Regions from separate parts of the Homo sapiens genome. Here region 1 is linked to region 2. The links are chromatin loops, found by intact Hi-C in ENCODE. Cell type or tissue: heart right ventricle. All regions are shown on one strand. Each heading gives the region's core, and the rest is flanking DNA. Links, peaks and the distances in the headings are about the cores only.

Region 1 (5,386 bases), core at 135-5,134, 160 kb after region 2:
CAAAGCCTTAAAAAATTTATAATAATTACTACTGTACATTTTGTCTCCTTCAGCTCTCACAACATGGTAGTTTCAAGGGTTCCTTCAGGGGCTTACTGGGAAGGAGGCAGCTATGGGCATGGCCCAACAGTCATTCCCCTGTTGCCATGGTTACTAGCCAAGCTAAGCCCTTCTTATGGGTTTCAGCCTGTCCCTCATTCTTCCCCAGAAGCTTGGAAGGCCCAAACTTTAAAACTTCCTATGCAAGCAGGGAGAGGAGAAAGGAGTCATTCCTCCCCTACCAGAATGAGAGTGCCCTGACCCCTAACTGCACATGCAGCTTCCTTGGTAAGAGTCCTGCTACTAGCTGCCAGTCACCTACTACCCTGTCTCTTGTCTCTTTACCCACCGAGAGGGAGGAAGGTCGTGGGCAGGAAAGGGGAACATCAACTCCATGGGATTGTGCAGAACTCTTTTTGGAGGGAGTTGGACTTTCCAAAGTGTTTGAGCAAGGCTTCAAGCAAATCTTTAATCTCATGAGGCAGGGTGACCTCAGCTGGCGTGTGAGTTACACATGTGTTAGCTTCTTTATTCCTCAAAATAACCATAAAATGTAAGGATTATTATATACCTATTTGGTAAATGAGGAAACTAAAATCTGGATAAGTGATTTCCCAAAATTACAAAGCTAAGTAGGGATGGAGTTGAGATTCAAGCCAGGATTGATATGAGAACCCAAACTCTTACTCATGACATAATATAGCCCCTCTATGGACATACATTTTAATTTATTAGCAAGATCTCATTTGCACACAAAGCACTCCTATGGAAGTCAGAGTGAACTGATCAGAGGGCATCAGCCACATGAGTGTTTCAGAGAGGTCATCACTTTTCCTGCTATGGTTTGCCTATTAATTCATGTTCAAAAATTATTCAACAGGCCAGGTGCGGTGGCTCATGCCTGTCATCCCCGCACTTTGGGAGGCCGAGCGGGGCAGATCACCTGAGGTCAGGAGTTCCAGACGAGCCTGGCCTATGTGGTGAAACCCTGTCTTTATTAAAAATACAAACATTAGCCAGGCTTGGTGGCAGGCACCTCTAATCCCAGCCACTCAGGAAGCTGAGGCAGAAGAATTGCTTGAACCCGGGAGGCAGAGGTTGCAATGAGCCAAGACCAAGCCACTGCACTCCAGCCTGGGTGACAAAGCGAGACTCTGTCTCAAAAAAACAAAAAAATTATTCAACATTGCCGGGTGAGGTGGAGGTGGCAGTGCCTGTAGTCACAGCTCCTCAGGAGGCTGAGCTGGGAGGGTCTCTTGAGTCCAGGAGTTCTGGGCTGTAGTGCACTATGCTGATTGGGTGAATGCACTAAGTTGGACATCGATATGGGGACCTTCTGGGGGAGTGGGACCACTGGGTTGCCTAAGGAGGGGTGAACTGGCCCAGGCTGGAAACAGAACAGGTCAAAACACCCCTGCTGATCAGTATTGGAATCACACCTGTGAATAGCTAAAGCATGCCAGCCTGGGCAACACAGTGAGACCCCCTCTATAAGTAATTAAAGTAAAAATTATTTTTAATTTAAATTATTCTTTTTATTATTACTATTTTTTGAGACAGAGGCTCGCTCTATCACCCAGGCTGGAACGTAGTGACGTGATCGTAACTTACTGCAACCTCAAACTCTTGGGCTCAAGCAGTCCTCCCACTTCAGCCTCCTGAGTAGCTGGGATTACAGGCATGTGCCACCAGACCCGGCTAATTTTTTTTTTTTTAATGTAGAGACAGGATCTCACTATGTTGTCCAGACTGGTCTCGAACTCCTGGCTTCCAGTGATCCTCCCACCTCTGCCTCCTGAGGCATTGGGATTATAGGTTTGAGCCACCACAACTGGCCAAAATAAAAATTATTGAATATTCATTTTATTCTAAGCACTAAATAAGAAATAACTAGACATTGGTCCTACACTGAGTTGTTTACAGCCTGTACTCAAATAATTATGATTCAGTCTTACAGGTGCCCCAGAAGGGGAATGTGCAATGTGTATGAGAGTCATAGGAGTGGATGACAGCTTTGGAGAATTGTTCAAGTCTTGAGAGAAGACACGAATTTTAGCTTAATCTATGTAACTGGGTAGAATAGAGGAACCAGAAATCTTACTTATTTTTTCTCTTTAAGATCTTGATTTCTTCTTTTTTTTTCTTTCTTTTTTTTTTTTTTTTTTGAGACAGAGGCTCGCTCTGTTGCCCAGGCTGGAGTGCAGTGGTGTGATCTTGGCTCACTGCAACCCCTGCCTCCCGGGTTCAAGCGATTCTTCTGCCTCAGCCTCCCGAGCAGCTGGGACGAAAGGCACATGCTGCCACGCCCAGCTGATTTTTGTATTTTTAGTAGAGATGCGGTTTCACCATGTTGGCCAGGATGGTCTCTATCTCTTGACCTCGTGATCTGCCCACCTCAGCCTCCCAACGTGCTGGGATTTCAGGTGTGAGCCACCATGCCAAGCCTAATTTTTATTTTTGTTAATCTTACTTTAAGTTCCGGGATACCTATGCAGAACGTGCAGGTTTGTTACATAGGTATACATGTGCCATGGTTGTTTACTGCACCTATTGACCCATCCTCTAAGTTCCCTTTCCTTGCCCCCACCCCCAACAGGGCCTGGTGTGTATTGTTCCCCTCCCTGTGTCCATGTGTTCTCATTGTTCAACTACCACTTATGAGTGAGAATAAGTGGTGTTTGGTTTTCTGTTCCTATGTTAGTTGTTGAGGATGATGGCTTCCACCTTCATCCATGTCCCTGCAAAGGACATAATCTCATTCCTTTTTATGGCTGTGCAGTATTCTATGGTATATATGTACCACATTTTCTTTATCCAGTCTATCACTGATGGGCATTTGAGTTGGTCCCATGACTTTGCTATTGTAAGTAGTGCTGCAGTGAGCATACAAGTGCATGTGTCTTTATAGTAGAATGATTTATATTCCTTTGTGTATATACCCAGTAATGGGATGGCTGGGTCAAATGGTAGTTCTGGTTATAGGTCCTTGAGGAATCACCATACTGTCTTCCACAATGGTTGAACTAATTTACATTCCCACCAACACTGTGAAACCATTCCTATTTCTCCACAGCTTCACCAGGATCCATTGTTTCTTGACTTTTTAATAATTGCCATTCTGACTGGCGTGAGGTGGTATCTACTTGTAGTTTTGATTTGCGTTTCTCTAATGATCAGTGATTTTGAGCTTTTTTTTCATGTTTTTTTGGCCATGTAAATGTCTTCTTTTGAGAAGTGTCTGTTCATATCCTTTGCCCACTTTTTGATGGGGTTGTTTTTTTCTTGCAAATTTGTTTAAGTTCCTTGGAAATTCTGGATATTAGACCTTTGTCAGATGGGTAGATGGCAAAAATTTTCTCCCATTCTGTAGGTTGCCTGTTCACTCTGATGATAGTTTCTTTTGCTGTGCAGAAGCTCTTTAATTAGATCCCATTTGTCAATTTTGGCTTTTGTTGCAATTGCTTTTGGTGTTTTTGTCATGAAATCTTCACCCTTGTTTATGTCCTGAATGGTATTGCCTAGGCTTTTTTTCTAGGGTTTTTATGGTTTTGGGTTTTACATTTAGGTCTTTAATCCACCTTGAGTTAAATTTTGTATAAAGTTTAAGGAAGGGATTCAGTTTCAATTTCCTGCATATGGCCAACCAGTTTTCCCAGCACCATTTATTGAATAGGAGATCCTTTCCTCATTGCTTGTTTTTGTGAGATTTGTTGAAGATCGGATGGTTGTAGATATGTGGTATTATTTCTGAGGTCTCTGTTCTGTTCCATTGGTCAATGTGTCTGTTTTGGTACCAGTACATGTGGTTTTGGTTACTGTAGCCTTGTAGTATAGTTTGAAGTCAGGTAGCATGATACCTCCAGCTTTGTTCTTTTTGCTTAGGATTGTCTTGGTTATAGGGTGTTTTCTTTGGAATCAGAGATCTTGTTCAAAAATCTTAGTTCTATATCTGCTGTGACTTTTGGTAACTAACTTAATATTTCTGAGCCTTGTGACAGGAATGAGAAAAGACACTCCTCATAGGGTTGGTGGAAATATTACATAACATAAAGCATGTGGAGTTTACATATTAATGAGAGTGAGCATTGTTACCTGTAAGATTATTGTCGTAGATGGTGGAAAAGGGGTTCACAAATAATCAGAGAAACTTCATTCCCGAGCGAAGTCCCAGTGGGAGCTGTAGTGATGCTACAAGTCCATTTTTTGTTATTGCTTTCTTTCTTTTTTTTTTTCCTTGAGACGGTGTCTCACTCTGTCGCCCAGGCTGGAGTGCAGTGGCACGATCTTGGCTCATTGCAACCTCCACCTCCCAGGTTCAAGTGATTCTCCCGCATCAGCCTCCTGAGTAGCTGGGATTACAGGCGCCCACCACCACACCCAACTAATTTTTTGTATTTTTAGTAGAGATGGGGTTTCACCATATTGGCCAGGCTGGTCTCGAACTCCTGGCCTCAGGTGATCCTCCTGCCTCTGCCTCCCACAGTGCTGGGATTATAGGCGTGAGCCACTGCGCCTGGCCTGGTTATTGCTTTCAACTATACTGGACCATAGGATGTTGATTTTTTTGACTTTATATGCATATGACTGGTCTCCAGACTCTGACCCAAAGCTATCCCTAGATGGAAATCTGGGGATATATGGCCTGTAGCCTGGGGAATCCTATGCTGCTTTGGAGATCAGCTGATTGGCAGTGACTCACGGAGGGAGGCAACAGATGAGGGAGGTGGGGGTGGGATGAAAATACCTGAGACTCCAGGTATTTTCTCTTTTTGTCCCCCAGCCATCACCACCCATCTCTGTTTGTCCCCCACCCGTCACCACCACCAATCAGAGAACTTTACCTAGACCTCCCAGGTTTGCTTCTTTGGGTTTCCTCTCTTGTCCAGACCAGTTTTTCACTTTATTCCCTTAACAGCCCATCTAGAATTTCCCACAACAATAAAAACTATTATTAACAATTTATTTGGGCTGCATAATTTTACGGAGAATGCATATGCCTATAACTAATTTAGCTAGACTTGTGCATAATTATTCCCTAAGCCATCTCTGACTGAGTTGAAACACAGTAATAGTGCCTCTCCTGTGCTTGGCACGATCCTAATTCTGTAAGTCTATTTACCCATTTAATTCTAATCACCTCCCTAAGAGGCCAGCACTATTGTCACCACAGTTTTACTAACAGGGAAACCAAAGTGGAGCAACACAAAGCACTGTGACCAAAGTCCTGTTATTAGTCAGCAGCAGAGCTGAAATTTGAACCTGGCAATCTAGGACCAAAGTATGCGCTCTTAATGCAAATTAATGCCGTACTGTACCTATAGAGAAGTCAACCAATACCTGTATACTT
Region 2 (5,386 bases), core at 275-5,274:
TAGTAGAGACGGGGTTTCTCCATGTTGGTCAGGCTGGTCTCGAACTCCCGACCTCAGTTGATCCACCCGCCTGGACTTCCCTAAGTGCTGGGATTCCAGGCGTGAGCCACCACGCCTGGCGAGAATTATTATTTAATAGGTACAGCGTTTCAATTTTCACAATATGAAGAGTTCCGTGGGTGAATAGTTGTGAAAGGAGCACAACAGTGTGAAAAGAACTTATTGCCACTAAACTGTATACTTAAAATGGCATAGATGGTGAATTTCGTATTATGTATATTTTACATAATAGAAGACAATATTGATGTTAGGGTATATGCCTTAAACTGGCAGTTTAAGGCCCCAGACCTGATTTTGACCCTTACCTGCTGCATGACACTAGGCAAGTTATATAGGACATTTGAGCCGCTAGGTCATCACCAGGGAAATTACTGTAATAAAACTTAACCCACTATTGTATAAACCCAGAGTATGTTACAGGGTTTTTTCTACTTTAAGGCATTGTAGAAAAGCAACTTGTAATAACAGATACTAACGTAAATAACAGCCATTTGATAATACCTGATGAAGGGTGTGAGGAACAGGCATACTCACACATTACTGTTATAAGTGTAAATTGGTTTAGCAGCTAGAGAAATCCATTTGGCAATATTTTTCAAAATTGGAAATGCATATATCCTTTGAGCTTCTAGGAAATTCCAGATACACTTCCACTTGAGGAAAGCGACATAGTAATCCACTGTAGCTTTGTTTAAATAGCAAAAGACAGAAAAACAATCTAAGCGTCCATTCAATAGGATACTGAATAAATAAGTGATGGCACATGGAATACCACGGAATACTATGCAGCTCTAAAAGAGAATGCAAATCTCTTTAGATATTGAATGGAGTAAGATATAATAAGGAAAAAAAGCAAGGTGAAAAACAGCATATGTAGTATGCTACCTTTTGTGTAAAAAAGGAGAGAAAGGGAATATCTCTATGTATTTGCACATATGTGGATAAAATATTTCTCGAACATAGAGGAAAATGATAACACTAATATTCAGAGAGGGAGATATGAGTGAGAGTGAGACCGTTTTTTCAGAGACAGAGTCTCATTCTGTTGCCCAGGCTGGAGTGCAATGGCATGACCATAGTTCACTGTAACCTCAAACTCCTGGGCTCAGATGATCCTCCCACCTTAGCCTCCTGAGAAACTAGGACTACAGGCATGTGTCATCATTCCCAGCTAATTTTTATTTATTTATTTATTTATTTATTTTTGTAAAGACAGTGTCTCGCATGTTGCACAGGCTGGTCTTGAACACCTGGGCTCAAGCCATCTGCCCACCTTGGCCTCCCAAGATTACAGGCCTCCCAAGATTACAGGCGTGAGCTACTGTGTCTGGCCTAACTTAAATTGACATATAGAAAAAGGACCCTGTGGCTGGGTGTGGTGGTTTACACCTGTAATCCCAGCACTTTGGAAGGCCGAGGCGAGTGGATCACCTGAGGTCAGGAGTTCAAGACCTGCCTGGCCAACATGGAGAAACCCCATCTCTACTAAAAAATACAAAAAATTAGCTGAGCATGGTGGCAGGCACCTGTAATTCCAGCTGCTCGGAAGGCTGAGGCAGGAGAATTGCTTGAACCCGGGAGGCAGAGGTTGTGGTGAGCAGAGATCACGCCATTGCACTCCAGCCTGGGCAACAAGAGTGAGACGCCGTCTCAAAAAGAAAAGAAAAGAAAAGAAAAAGGACCCTGTATAAACTTCAGGTATGAGAAGAGCTGGGTTTTGACCCAATATTGATCATCTGTAGCAATGAAATAGGAATTCTGAAATGCAAAAACAACCACTGTGAAGGACTAGTTTTTACATAGCAAGTGTAGTAGCTTGCAAAGCATGGAACAAAACCCACCTGTAAGGCCAGAGGAAAGTTTCCTCTCTGCCCTCTAAAGGTTCCTTGAAATAAAACTGACAATAGGCAGATTAATAGAGAAAAAGGCCTACAAATTTATGTAATGTGCATAAGCATGGGGAATCACAGGAGAACGATACCCAGTAACCAAATAGGTTCCAGATGCTTATGTACCCTTTTTCATAGAGGAAAGGGAGAAGGGGCAAATGTGGTTATTTTGAGGGGGTAGTAAATGATTTTCAGGTAGAATGAATGGGCCCAATGATCAGAGAATGGTTAGTATATAGTTACCTGGGAAATGAATGGGAGCTCAAAATAGACAAAGTTCCTCTTTGTTCCAGGTGTAGTGTTAAATCATCAGTCTGTTCCTCTCTGATATGAATTTTCATCTCTGGTTTGTGAAATTTCAGGGGGAGGATTAAAGGCAACTGTGTTATTCTTTGGCGGGTCTGTTTTTTTGTTAGATAAGGGAATTTCAGAGAACAGCCTCATCCTGTGCTTTGGAAGAGGCAGAGGATTGAGGGGTGATGTGGTGGGGTGGTCAGAGACACCTTAAGGCTGCGTCTTTAGTTCGACATGTCAAAATGCCGCATTTTGGGGTATCCTTTCCTGAGCCCCAACACATCCATCCTGGTATGTCCTCATCTTTGCCATGTGGCTTCTCTGCCACTTTCATCAAGAGGTGCAGTCTGTTTCTCCAATCCTGTGAATCTGGGTGGACCTTAAGTCTTGCTTTGATCAGTAGAATGTGGGAGACGTGATGTTAAGCAATTCCCGAGGCTTGACCTCAACGGGCCTTGCAGCTTCCTCTTTCACTCTCTTGGAGCATTGCCCTGAGAACATGTGAGGGGGCTGGTCTACCCTACCAGAGGATGAGAGGCCACTTAAAAAAGAAGCAAGATGGCCAGGCACGGTGGCTCACACCTGTAATCCCAGCACTTTGGGAGGCCGAGGTGGGCAGATCACAAGGTCAGGAGTTCAAGACCAGCCTGGCCAACATGGTGAAACCCCGTCTCTACTAAAAATACAAAAATTAGCCGGGTGTGGTGGTGCACGCCTGTAATCCCAGCTACTCGGGAGGCTGTAGCAGGAGAATTGCTTGAACCTGGGAGGCAAAGGTTGCAGTGAGCTGAGATCACCCCACTGCACTCCAGCTTGGGTGACAGAGCAAGACTCCATCTCGGGGGAAAATAAATAAATAAATAAATAAATAAATAAATAAAATAAGAAGCAAGATGCCCAGCCCACAGCCAACGCCAACTGCCATTCCTGTGAGTGAGGCTAGCCTCTCCAACCCAGCGACTCTCCCACTGGTCATCCTCTAAAACCAGTCAGTAAACAGCCCAGCCAACCCACGGAATTGTAGGAATTAATAAATTGTTGTTTTATGCCATTTCAGGGTTGCTTCTTGCCAGAACAGACTAACTCAATTAGTAAGGTACTTTTATTTTTATCTAGCACAAATTGTAACCTGAGCCAGGGTAGGTTCCTTGTTTGTTTTATGCCGTCACTGGTATCTCTACCACTGTGCCTATTACAGTCCACCACACATACTGTAGGCACTCAATAAATACTTGTTAACTAGTCCCAACACACATATTAGCCTTTGGGTATATTTATATTTCTAAATGTACTAATTTACTAATTTGCAAACTGCTGAAAATCAACGTAATTATCATCAACAATTTGCATCGCTCTCATATCACAAGTGAAACAATAGAACATGTAATTGGGATATTACTCCCTGGCTGCAGTGGATTATAACAACGGTCATGATAATGCCGGTAAGATTATACAGCAAGCTATCCCTCAAACGTAGGTTAATAAATGAACCAGTGGACTTCTGCAAGTGAAACCCTAAGACGATTTTTTAAATTGCCACTAAAATTGTACTGGGTAGGGTCGTAATAAACAGATCAATGAATCTTGGCAATGGACCACACATCCTTCTACTGATAAACTAATGATGGCTTGCAACTTGTTTACATAGCTGTCTCACTTAATACCAAGATCACAAAAACTGATCCAAGTTAACAACAATAAATATGCTGCTTGGGAAGGAAAGCAAAAGCAAATAAGGAAACAGGAAAATATTAGTATAAAATCAGTTATCTCCATGGTAAGGAGCTTCACAGACGCTAGTTCACTCATTCAAGCTATCACTACCACTTTGATGTCAAATCAGAAGACACTTGGCATGTCACCAAATGTGATTCCAGTAATGGACCACTAATGTGCTTGATCAGCAGAGGGTATGCTGCCACTAAAAACACACCAGTCTGAACTGCAAACTATGTATACATGTGTCTATTCCAAGAGGCTTTCAGATGTATTGCCTCTCATTATTATTCTCAGAATCTTCGGGAAACTAGGTACAAGATATTGGACAGGTCTGTGTGATCCAGGGAGTCAGTATTGGAGCAGAGACTAAAATGAGTCGTCCACATTCAGATTGTATACAGCAAGATGCTGCTAGTAAGAGAATTCTTACAGAGCACAGTTAGAGGTAAAGAAAGAGAATCAACTATCCCACATGGTTTTCCTTCATTTCAGGGGTACAGCCTCAGCCAACTCACCCATCCTAGAAGAAACTCATATATGGTGTGACTGGCATGTGGAGTACCGAGAACATTAATAAGAAATAAATTCATTTGTCATAAGCTGGTTACCTTGAGGATGCAAGTTCTCCAAGCTGGTTACCTTGAGGATACAGACACCTGTAATCCCAGCTACTTGGGAGGTTGAGGCAGCAGAATCACTTGAACCCAGAGGCAGAGGTTATAGTGAGCTGAGATCACGCCATTGCACTCTAGCCTGGGCGACAGAGCGAGACTCTGTGTCAAAAGAAAAGAAAAGAAAAAACTGGTCATCAGTCACCCCTCTGGGATGAACCAACTTTAAGGTGCAAGACTGGAATGAATTGAACCATAAAAACCCTTCAAGCCCCCTGTGTGAGGACCTCAAACTTGCAATAAAAAACCCAAGTGCTGGATCTGCTGCTTTTGTCTACAAACGGAGATGCCAACCAATAACTGAATGCTTCAGAGTCAGATTTCCGTAGACCAGTTTTCTTTTCTTTTCTTTTCTTTTTTTCCTAAGATGCACTCTTGCTCTGGTGCCCAGGCTGGAGTGCAGTGGTGCGATCTCAGCTTAGTGCAACCTCCACCTCCGGGTTCAAACGATTCTGCTGCCTCAGCCTCCTGAGTAGCTCGAATTACAGGCGCCTGCCACCACGCCTGGCTAATTTTTGTATTTTTAGTAGAGATGGGGTTTTGCCATGTTGGCCAGGCTGGTCTCGAACTCCTGACCTCAGGTGATCCCACCCTCCTCGGCCTCCCAAAGTGCTGGGATTATAGGCGTGAGCCACCACATCCAGCCCATAGGCCAGTTTTTAATTACCTGCCTTTACCTCACAACCTCTCCCTCCCCATTTCAGTCTCACCCTAGTGAAAGACGTTATACCCCCACACAGCTTCTGTTTCTTA

The links. Hi-C counts contacts between places; a loop is a spot of excess contacts. Peaks named below come from ENCODE experiments on the same cell type or tissue, not always from the same donor. Only the 100,000 strongest peaks of a DNase experiment are listed, where the experiment ranks them.
Region 1: it touches region 2 in a loop (2.9-fold over the local background); 1 of 110 quality-filtered maps calls a loop at or near these places.

The regions. Positions count from the first base shown.
Region 1 is chr9:17,052,674-17,058,059 of GRCh38, forward strand. It overlaps the pseudogene RN7SL720P. Among named protein-coding and RNA genes, the nearest start is that of CNTLN, 80 kb to the right of the region's middle. In heart right ventricle, for the core only: no CTCF peak of the experiment used is centred there; no DNase peak of the experiment used is centred there.
Region 2 is chr9:16,891,549-16,896,934 of GRCh38, forward strand. No RefSeq gene overlaps it. Among named protein-coding and RNA genes, the nearest start is that of BNC2, 24 kb to the left of the region's middle. In heart right ventricle, for the core only: no CTCF peak of the experiment used is centred there; a DNase peak (open chromatin) is centred at 2,715.